Linked DNA regions of Homo sapiens: region 2 is linked to region 1. Evidence: chromatin contacts called from ENCODE Hi-C or POLR2A ChIA-PET data. All regions are on one chromosome and are shown on one strand. The core of a region is the stretch at or near the end of the contact, and the rest is flanking DNA. Distances in the headings are between cores, read along the strand shown. Region 1 overlaps HIVEP3 (HIVEP zinc finger 3). Region 2 overlaps HIVEP3 (HIVEP zinc finger 3).

Region 1 (4,430 bases), core at 1,057-3,556:
GCATGGCTTGGAAGGCTCAGGGGCATCCAGTCTGACTGTGTCTGGTACAATGAAAGGGCTTGACAAATTGCATTTTCCTTCATCCTTCCCCTCCACCTCATTAGGGCCAGCTCAGGACTCCGTGTTTTGGGGGGTTGGCATGGGGATATCCCAGGCTCCCTGATGGCTGCAGAGGAGTTTGTCAAGAGAAAGGAGGAGACAAATCCCAAGCCATCCCAGTCTCCTGAGCATTCAAGCCAGTCTAGCTGAGAACCCCGCCTTTCATCCCAGCCCCCAGCCAGGGACCCTAGGACATCAGCCACTGTTCTGGGTTGGGTAAATTCTCCCCCGTCCTCTGGTTAGTTTGTCTTAGGATTTGCCCCTCAGGACCATTCATTCACTTAACAAACATTTGTAAACTTATCAGTCCTGGGAGGGGAGAGGGATCAAGATGGAAAGTTCCCTGAAGCTCCCAGTCTGAGGAAGAGGAGGCCCCCAATAACTGACTTCAATGTGAGGTGATGGGCAAGTCTGTAGAGGCAGGAACTATTGAGTTGCCTGTGGCATCATGGAAGGTGACCAAATCCATTGGGAGGGTCCCTTGAGGCCAGGCCACCTCTCAAAGGGGAGGAGGATGTCATTCAACTTGGGGCAGGAGCAAGGCTGTCATCTGAGCCTGTGTGTGTGAATGATAGAAAGTCACCCCTCAGGGCATATGAATTATAACAAGGCACCCACCTCCTCTGCCTGGAGTTGCTTTCAGACAGAAAACGGGAAGCAGGACAGTGGGGGCAGGGCAGGAGTGGAGTGAGGAGCAGGAATCTGTCCCAGGGGGCACCCCACCCCAGTTGCCCTGCTCAAGAGAAGGACCTGTATCAAGGGCAGGCTTGGATTCAGGGTGTGAAGGACAGCTGGAGGGGGTGGAGAAGACATTTCAAAGGGAAAGCCTGTATGAAGACCTCAAGAAGTGGAAACTGGTGCAAAGTGGTGCGTGTTGGGGGTGGTGGCTGGGCAAATGGCAGGATGGGCTGAGCTCTGGGAGATGCAGCTGGTCCGTGGGGCCTTGCATGCCAGATCAGGAAGTGTGGTCCTTCCCTTTGGGGCTTTGTCAGAAGGAGGATGACCCAATTAGAGCTGGGATTGGGCCCTGGGAGCTGATGGAAGTTGAGAGAGACTGGGGTGGTGGTGATCCACAGAACAGCTGGGCAGCTTGGCAGCTGGTCAGTGGGTTTGCAATCGTGTACGTGAGTGTGCAGACCCATGTCCAGCTGCAATCACACCTGCCTTGACTCTCTGCAAGCCCTGGAGCCATAGCTTCCTCCTCTCTGCCCCTAGGAATGTAGTGCCTCTTAGAAGGTGGGGGTTCCCTCCATTAAAGCTGGGGGTCTGGGAGGAGTCTATTTGCTCTGATCTGGCTTTGGAGGAAGGGTGGCAGCTCTATCAGAGGCTGTTGTATAAAGGCACACAAATGCCCAAGGTCACTAATCCGCCCTTTGGGCCTAGAGAAGTTGAGGGCATGACTTTGGAGCCAGAGGAAACCTGGAGCCTCCAAGGATCCCCCTGGAAACTTGGGTCAGCATAGTGCTTAGTTCCCCTGTGGGGCCTCAAACTTTCATGACCCTGAAAGGGAGTGCTTGGTTAAATTCTGCATCCTAGGCACTTAACTTACCTCACTCTAGTCCTGGCTTAACCCCACTCTACACCCCCGACCCCCAGCTCCATTGTCTCCTCCTGAGGCTGTTCCTGGAGTCAGCCAAACCCAGGGCCAGCCCTGGTTCCACTGTGGCAGAGGGTTGACCTCTGCCAAATAACCTCTGGTGGGCATCAGTGAAATAACAGATCACGGAGAGAGATCTCAGGGTCCTGGCCTTCCCGCAGACCTGTGGAGGCCTGGCTGGGAACTGGCTCAAGTGTGCTTGATCCTGGCCAGAGCAAGGACCAGAGTGACTCAGGCCCAAATCCCGAGATCCAGCAGCTTCTGGTAAAGTCAAGCCATTGGGAAGCCCCGGGGTGTCCCCCGCCCCCACCCCAGGCCTGAGCCCAGGGAGGCCCTGGCAGGCCCGCCCCGCCCAGAGCTCATTAAAGCGGATTCCCGCCTGGGGAGGCGCGGGCTTCCCGGAGCCCGGCTGGCACCCAGGGGGAAGGCGGGGAGCGCACACTTTGGGGACGGCGATGGACTCCCGCTGGGCCCGGGTGCGACCAAGGCGTGGCGCAGAGTGGCAGGGCCCCGGCGGCGGCGACAGGGGCTTCCCTGTCTGCCCTCCCTAGAGGGCCCAGGAGGAAAAGACAGCGCCGGAGCCGGGGCGGGCGCGGAGGGAGGGGCGGCGCCCGGAGTGACACGGCCTGTCACCGAGGAGGCCGGCGCGCAGACCCTCCCCGCGGCCGCCGGCAGCCAGGGATTCCCCGGGCGAGGAGACCCTCCCCTGGCAGCCGCCAGCCGCGCCCGGGCCCATCTGCGACCCCGGCCGCGAAGGCATCCCGGGGTGGCCAGCAGTGAGGCCGAGCGGACGGGAGAGGCGCCCCGGGCCGGCGGCGGGGTCCCCGTGCTCGGCGACAGGAAACTCTGGGGAGTGAATGGAAAGAAGTGGGTGGTCCGGCCCCTGCGACTTCCCCTGACATCACTGCCCAAATAAGGAGCTTCCAAGCGGCCGCGGGGCGGCCCGGAGCCGCGCCCGCCGCCGGCGCCCGCCCGCCAGCCCGCCCCGCGCCCACCCCGCGCCGCGTGGGCCGCCAGCGAGCGCCTGGGGCACCGCCGGGCGGAGCCGAGCCGGGCGGAGCCGAGCGCGCGGGCGCTGCCGAGCCGCGCGGAGGCCGGGCGCGCAGCCCAGCGCAGCCCAGTCCAGCGCGGCGCAGCCCAGCCCAGAGCAGCGGAGCCTCGGCCGCCCGCAGGTAAGCAACGAGCGCCCCGCGCGCCGCGCCCCCGCCGCGGCCTGGCAGCCCAGGGACCGGGCACCGCCGAGCGGGCGGCAGAGGGACCGGAGGGAGCCGCGTCGGTGGGAGAGGGCTGGGCGCGGGCGCGCTTGCAGTAGTGCGTCGGTGCCAACTCCCGGGACCCTTGGAGTGAGGGGCCCCGGCTTCTTCGCAGCCTGCGGTGGCCTGATGCACGCGCTCTCAGCCAGCGTTTTCCAGACACTACTTCTGTCACCACCCTAGGGCGACACAAGCGTTCCCGCGTTCACACACTTCTCTGGCACACTCGCGCCTGGCACGGCCGTTGGCGTGCACAGCCTCCTGTGTCCAGCGCAGACTCTCACCCCGGCGCGGCGCTCACCCCTCGCACCCACGCATACCGTGGGACACGGCACACCCGGCGGGAGCTGCTGAATGGGTTTGGCAGCCCTAGCTTCCCCCAAGGCCATGCAGTTTCAGTCTGTCAGAGCCCACCAGCCTGGGGCTCCTCGGGGCTCATTGGGAGTGAGTTAAACTAGCATTGCTCTGGATCCTCCGAGGAGCCCCTCCTCCCGGCATAATGACAGCTGGCACTGGGGGTACATCCTAGCGGGTTGTACCTGGCATGGTCAGGAGGGTGTGGCGACTGGGAGAGATCTACTCCCACTTCACAGCCTGGATGTTTCCAGAGCGGCTTCTACTCCAGGGGCATTTCTGAGAGCACCCTCCCCAACCCCCCTTAATCAGAGCAGGGTGCTTGGGCTTCAGACAGAAGTGGTGGTGGCTGCAAAACAGGTGCAGATAGCATCAGCCTTGGCATCTTGCAGGGATCTCTGCATAGTGGCCACAGTTGTTTATCTATAAAAATATAATGTATTGATTGATGTTTCATCAAGGACATAGGGGAAACTGATAGAGCCAAATTATGGGTCTATCCCTTAGTGACTCTGGGCAGACTCGTTCGTCTCTTTCAGGCTATGTTTTATCAAAAATGGAATGAGTGTCCCCAGAGGTATGTTTTTAAGAAAGATTGAGATCACGTAAGTAAAAAATGTTTTGTAGATGTAAAGCCTTGTGCACGTGCCAGTAACTGTGGTTTGGATGATTTCTGGGCTGGTAGTTGTCATGGCTCTGCTCTGTGACTTAGAACACCCTTTCTGTTCCATCATCTGCAAAAAAGGGGTCATTAATAAGTGTCCTGTGTGCCTAGTAGCAGATTTTCCCAGTGTGTTCAGTGGATTGTTAGTTCTGAAAGCTGTTCCACCAGTAAAGGTTTCCCTGTTAGAGTAAGAATGGCAAATTGTGCAAGCTCTCTATTACCCTTTTGGCCAATTACAATCCATACTGGCAAATGAAAGGCTCTGAGAAGTCCTGCAATAAAAGACTCTTTAACTTTGTCCAACCCAGCATTTTTTTTCTAGTTGCGGGCCCTTTTCAAGTTAGTAGGCTTGCTCTCCAAGGAAACAGTGCTTCAGGGGCTACCCATAGAGATGATGTAGTGTTGTACAGTTGCAACCAAACTTTGAGAGCTAAATTCTAATTGGTCTGTTTTAATGGAGAGT
Region 2 (4,430 bases), core at 1,413-3,912, 150 kb after region 1:
CGGCCATGGTGGTCAATCCCCAGGAGGCATCTTAGAGTCAGTCTCTGAGAAGACAGGGCAGAGGAGTCGAAGCCAGTGGGTCTGGCTGAGCACTGCCCAGCCTCAGCAGTCAGGCAGGTGGCCAGAGGGGCTTTGGTGGTGGACGGCAGTCCCTCCAACAGAAGGAGGCTGGAGCCATCTCGCCAGCACCAAGCAAAGCAGGAAGCATACTGATTCCCTGAAATCAGCCCCAGGACTTAGAGTGTGACAGAGAGGAGTGTGTATGCACGCACTGTGTGTCTTGTTCTGTTTTTGTTTTTCCAATTTGGGGATGTATTTGTGGTCTTACAAAAAAGAGTTAAGTCATATTTCCTTTTAGGTGGAATAAGTCATTTTTATAGAGGAGAACACAGTGAACTTGGGGCTGTTCCCCCCCAAAGCTAGAATGGGGTTCACTATGCTTGTCAAGGATACACTGGGCCATATGCACATGTTGTCTCATTGAGTCCTCAAAACAGGTGGCAGAAACTTGTGTCACTCATGTTAAGTCAGGGAAGTCAAAGCTCAGACAGGTAAAAATAGCCCAAGGTCACACAAAAACCCTGGCTGCATGCCAGTCCACTGCCTGGTGGGCTGGACCAGGGGAGCCTGAACCTAAGCCAGAGCCCTCCCCTGAGGTCCCTGCCCTGCCCCAGCCTCATTTTCCCAGTGGAGCAAACGAGGATGCTCAGAGCCACTTTTCGGAGGACGAAATCCATGCATTCATTCCAGAAGTAATTACTGGGCACAGTCTCTGTGCCTGGCTCTGTTCTGGGTGCTGGGGGTTCCGCAATAAATAAAACAGCTCCTGCCCTCAGGCAGTCGGCATGGCAGGGGAGCTGGGCAAGGAACGATGGTGGAGTAGAGCAGGGGCCCTGCCTGTGAAGCCAAAGAGAAAGCAGAAGAGCCAAGTGAGGGCTGGGGCCCGTGGGGAGGGCCGCTGTGCTAGACAGGGCGGTGTGAGCAGAGAACCCACCCGGAGGAACCGGGGTCAGGAGCCACGTGGGGTCAGGGAGGAGCTCTCCTGCAGAGGGAGCAGCAGGTGTGGGGTCCCCGGGGGCCACGGCGCTTGGCCCGCGTGCTGGAGCCCGCTGGACGCGGGGGCAGCCGGTTCAGAGAGAGCTAGAGCCTGAGGGCTGAAGGGCATGGGGGGGTGCCCTGGAGCGGAGGAGAGAGGCAGGGCGTCCTCTGGCCTGTGCCGTGGGCGCGGGGAGCACGGGTGTGCTCAGGAGGTGGAAAAGCGGCGGGATTCTGGGGAGGTTCCGGAGGGAGAGCCCACAGGCTCAGATGACCCCATATGGGGCAGAAGAGAGGGGGAAGAACGAAAAGGAGCCATGGAGGACTCCAAGGATTACGGCCCAAGAGACTGAAGGATGGAGTTTCCACTTCCCGCGACGAGACAGATGCCGGGGGGAGCGGCAGGAGTTCGTGTCTGTGGGACGCGAGGTGGCGCGTGGGAGAACTGCCTGGAAGGAGCCAGGCGCCCCGGCCCTGCCCATGGTGCTGGCCAGGCTGGGCGCTAGCGCCACCGTGTGGCCTCTCCCAGCGGCGCCCGCCGCGCGCTCAAGCTCTCTCATTTGTGGAGCGTTGGCCTGGATCCCAGCAGGGGCGGGGCCGCCCAGCCAGGGGCATTCCCTCAGCGCCCTGCAGGAACGCAGATGTGGAGGCCCCGGCCAGCCCCGAGCTGGGCAGGGGACTCTTGGCTTCCAGCATTCATGCACTGAGTGCCCAGGACGGGCCATTACCCCCACTGGGTCTCAACTTCCACATTAGTAAAGAGGATCTTTAGGAGCCCTCCCTGCTGGACATCAGGAGACGCTGGTCCTGACTCTCCTTCACTCCTAACACTACCCCTGTGACCTTCATCTGCAAAATGCTGACAATCCCACCCCAGCTACCTGCCTGCTGAGACTGGGGGGACAGGGTATCATGGGATGACAGGAGCTGAAGTTTATTGGGTACTTACTGTGTGCCAGACCCTCACAGTCCTCTGAACAGCTTCCTAGAGTGCTTTTATTGCTACCCAGTTTACAGATGAGGAAACCAGACACACAGAAAGTAAAGTATCCAACGTCACACAGCAAGGAAGTGGTAGTGCTGAGATTCAAACCCGACCATTCCCTGCTTCTTAGTGCAGCACATCATTTTTAAACTGTCAGCGTAATAATGCAAGGGCTGTAAACCTTAGTTCTGACTCAGCCACCAGCTCTCACTGGGTCATCTGTGCCTGGATTTTGCTGTATGTAAATGAGGGGCAGGGCCAGGTGAACAGGTGTTGAATTAGGCCCCTCCCAAAGTCCTAGGCAAGGGAGGTAAATGCCTGGGGCATAACTACAAAGTTCACCCCCATCCCCAGCCCTGCTCTCATCCTAATCCTTCATTCCTCCTCTGGTCTCATCACCCTGCCTCTAGCCTCAGGGGCCTCCTTTTGCCTGCCAGCCCCAGCTCCACCCCATAGCTTTTGACCTACATCCGGCTGAATGCCCACTTTTGTCCACTTTGGACATCTGACTGCTGCATATTGAGTGACTTGGAAGTGCTAGTTCCGGGCTTTCTGGCCCCGGGGCAGCTGGGCATGGTTGAGAGCCAAAGCCTAGCTGCCCCAGCGGCCTGAGTCAGTTTCTGTGCCAGCCCTCCTGGTCAGGTGGGTGCAGTACTGATATGTGTGAGCGATGGGGCTGGCTGGCCAGCTCAACCCACCTGTCAGCAACCTCACTCTGCAGACCAGAAACAGGTTCCAATGGTCTAGTGATGGGCCAGCGAACAGGCCAGATGTTAGCGGAGCTCTCCCCAGCATCCGGATTGCTGTCCATTTCAGAGATGCCCAAACTAGACTCCTGACATGTTAGAGGTGACCCGACTGGTTGGGGTCATCCCAGAGGAATCAGACCAGGAGGCTAGTATTCCAGAGCCCTAACCCCCACTTTTAGACTCTATTCAATAACTCTGTCATTATTCTTATAGTCTGTTTAAGGAGTGCAAGTGACCTAAATGTCCAACAATATCTGAAACAAGTATCACAATTTTGTTTTTTGTTTACTCTTGTGAACAATTGCTTCCAAGTCACTCAACATGCAGCAGTCAGATGTCCAAAGTGGACAAAAGTGGGCATTCAGCCACATGTAGGTCGAAAACTATGGGGTGGAGCTGGGGCTGGCAGGCAATGGGAGGGCCCCGAGGCTAGAGGCAGCCTGGACTTCAAAAGGGCAGTGGCTCCTCAGATAAGAGCGTGGCTGGGATGGGGACCTGCTCTGCAGCCTGAGGCCAGCTTAGTCAAGCCGCCCACAGAGGCCAGAGTCCGCCACCTGCCAGATGCCATTGTGCCAGCCACCGGGAGCCTGGTCACCGTGGCAGATGTGTGTGTACACTGACCACGGATGGCTCTGTGCTGCTGGACCAGCCAGTGTGACTGCCCTGTCCTGGAATAACAGATTTCATCATTAATGTATTAATATGGTAGCTATAATTATTTTTAAGCCCTCAATATGTGCCAGGCCTTCATTTTAGTCCTCCTAGAAAACCTGGTGAGGTGAGACCATCACATTCATTCGACAAAGGGGGAGACCAAGCAGAGCAAGGTGGTAAGTTGCCCATGGTGAAGCCAGCACTGAGATGCTAGTGAAACAAACAAACAAACAAACAAACAAACAAAGACTGTCTTCTTTGCTATGGCTCAATCCCAGCCCTACTGCTGTCTTCCATGGGCAAGTTACTTACTTTCTCTTACCTCAGTTTCCTCATCTGTAACATGAGGATGAGAACAGTACCAGCTTCACAGGATTCTCTGAGGTCTAAATGAATAAATATACCTAAAGCTCTCAGAACTGAACATTGCACATTCTAGGCATAAGGGAATTATTGTTCATTATTATTTACAAAGCGCTCCCATATCTGTTACGTTTCTTGGTTGTCCCAACAATCTTGTGCCCTTGCGATGGCTATTTTGCCCAGTCAGCAGGCAAGGAAACTGGGGCTCAGAGAGGAGCAGCCGTGTGGGCAGTGGGGCCAAGGCCCAACTGTGACCTTGGGTCTTCTGTGTTTGCCCTCAGGAACCAGTGACGACCTGTTCCAGGACTCGGAAGGACGAGAGGGTTCAGAGGCTGTGGAGGAGCACCAGTTTTCGGACCTGGAGGACTCGGACTCAGACTCAGACCTGGACGAAGACGAGGATGAGGATGAGGAGGAGAGCCAGGATGAGCTGTCCAGACCATCCTCAGAGGCGCCCCCGCCTGGCCCACCACATGCACTGCGGGCAGACTCCTCACCCATCCTGGGCCCTCAGCCCCCAGATGCCCCCGCCTCTGGCACGGAGGCTACACGAGGCAGCTCGGTCTCGGAAGCTGAGCGCCTGACAGCCAGCAGCTGCTCCATGTCCAGCCAGAGCATGCCGGGCCTCCCCTGGCTGGGACCGG

Evidence for each region. A loop is a pair of places that touch in the nucleus more often than their neighbours do. ChIA-PET counts read pairs that join two places held with the same protein, here RNA polymerase II (POLR2A). Pooled maps may share reads with other maps.
Region 2: a map of gastrocnemius medialis shows a loop between it and region 1 (3-fold over the local background). The contact joins two enhancer-like sites. A Hi-C loop is called at or near these places in 5 of 168 maps with a recorded cell type or tissue (GM12878, PC-9, aorta and 2 more), 1 of 37 single-sample maps with no recorded cell type and 10 of 50 pooled maps. POLR2A ChIA-PET finds 5 or more read pairs at or near these places in 2 of 52 experiments (AG04449 and GM12878).

What each region holds. Positions count from the first base shown.
Region 1 is chr1:41,660,572-41,665,001 of GRCh38, reverse strand. All of the region lies in intron 2 of HIVEP3 (HIVEP zinc finger 3), which reads left to right. Among named protein-coding and RNA genes, the nearest start is that of EDN2, 180 kb to the right of the region's middle. RefSeq lists a silencer at 2,020-2,899. Within about 2 kb of position 2,306, at least 31 of the 41 ENCODE cell types and tissues checked have a DNase peak (open chromatin) inside an H3K27ac peak, as active enhancers do.
Region 2 is chr1:41,513,388-41,517,817 of GRCh38, reverse strand. HIVEP3 (HIVEP zinc finger 3) reads left to right here. Exons shown (of 9, transcript NM_024503.5): 8 at 4,068-4,430. Among named protein-coding and RNA genes, the nearest start is that of EDN2, 31 kb to the right of the region's middle. RefSeq lists a silencer at 1,466-1,645 and an enhancer at 4,290-4,430. Within about 2 kb of position 2,662, at least 12 of the 41 ENCODE cell types and tissues checked have a DNase peak (open chromatin) inside an H3K27ac peak, as active enhancers do.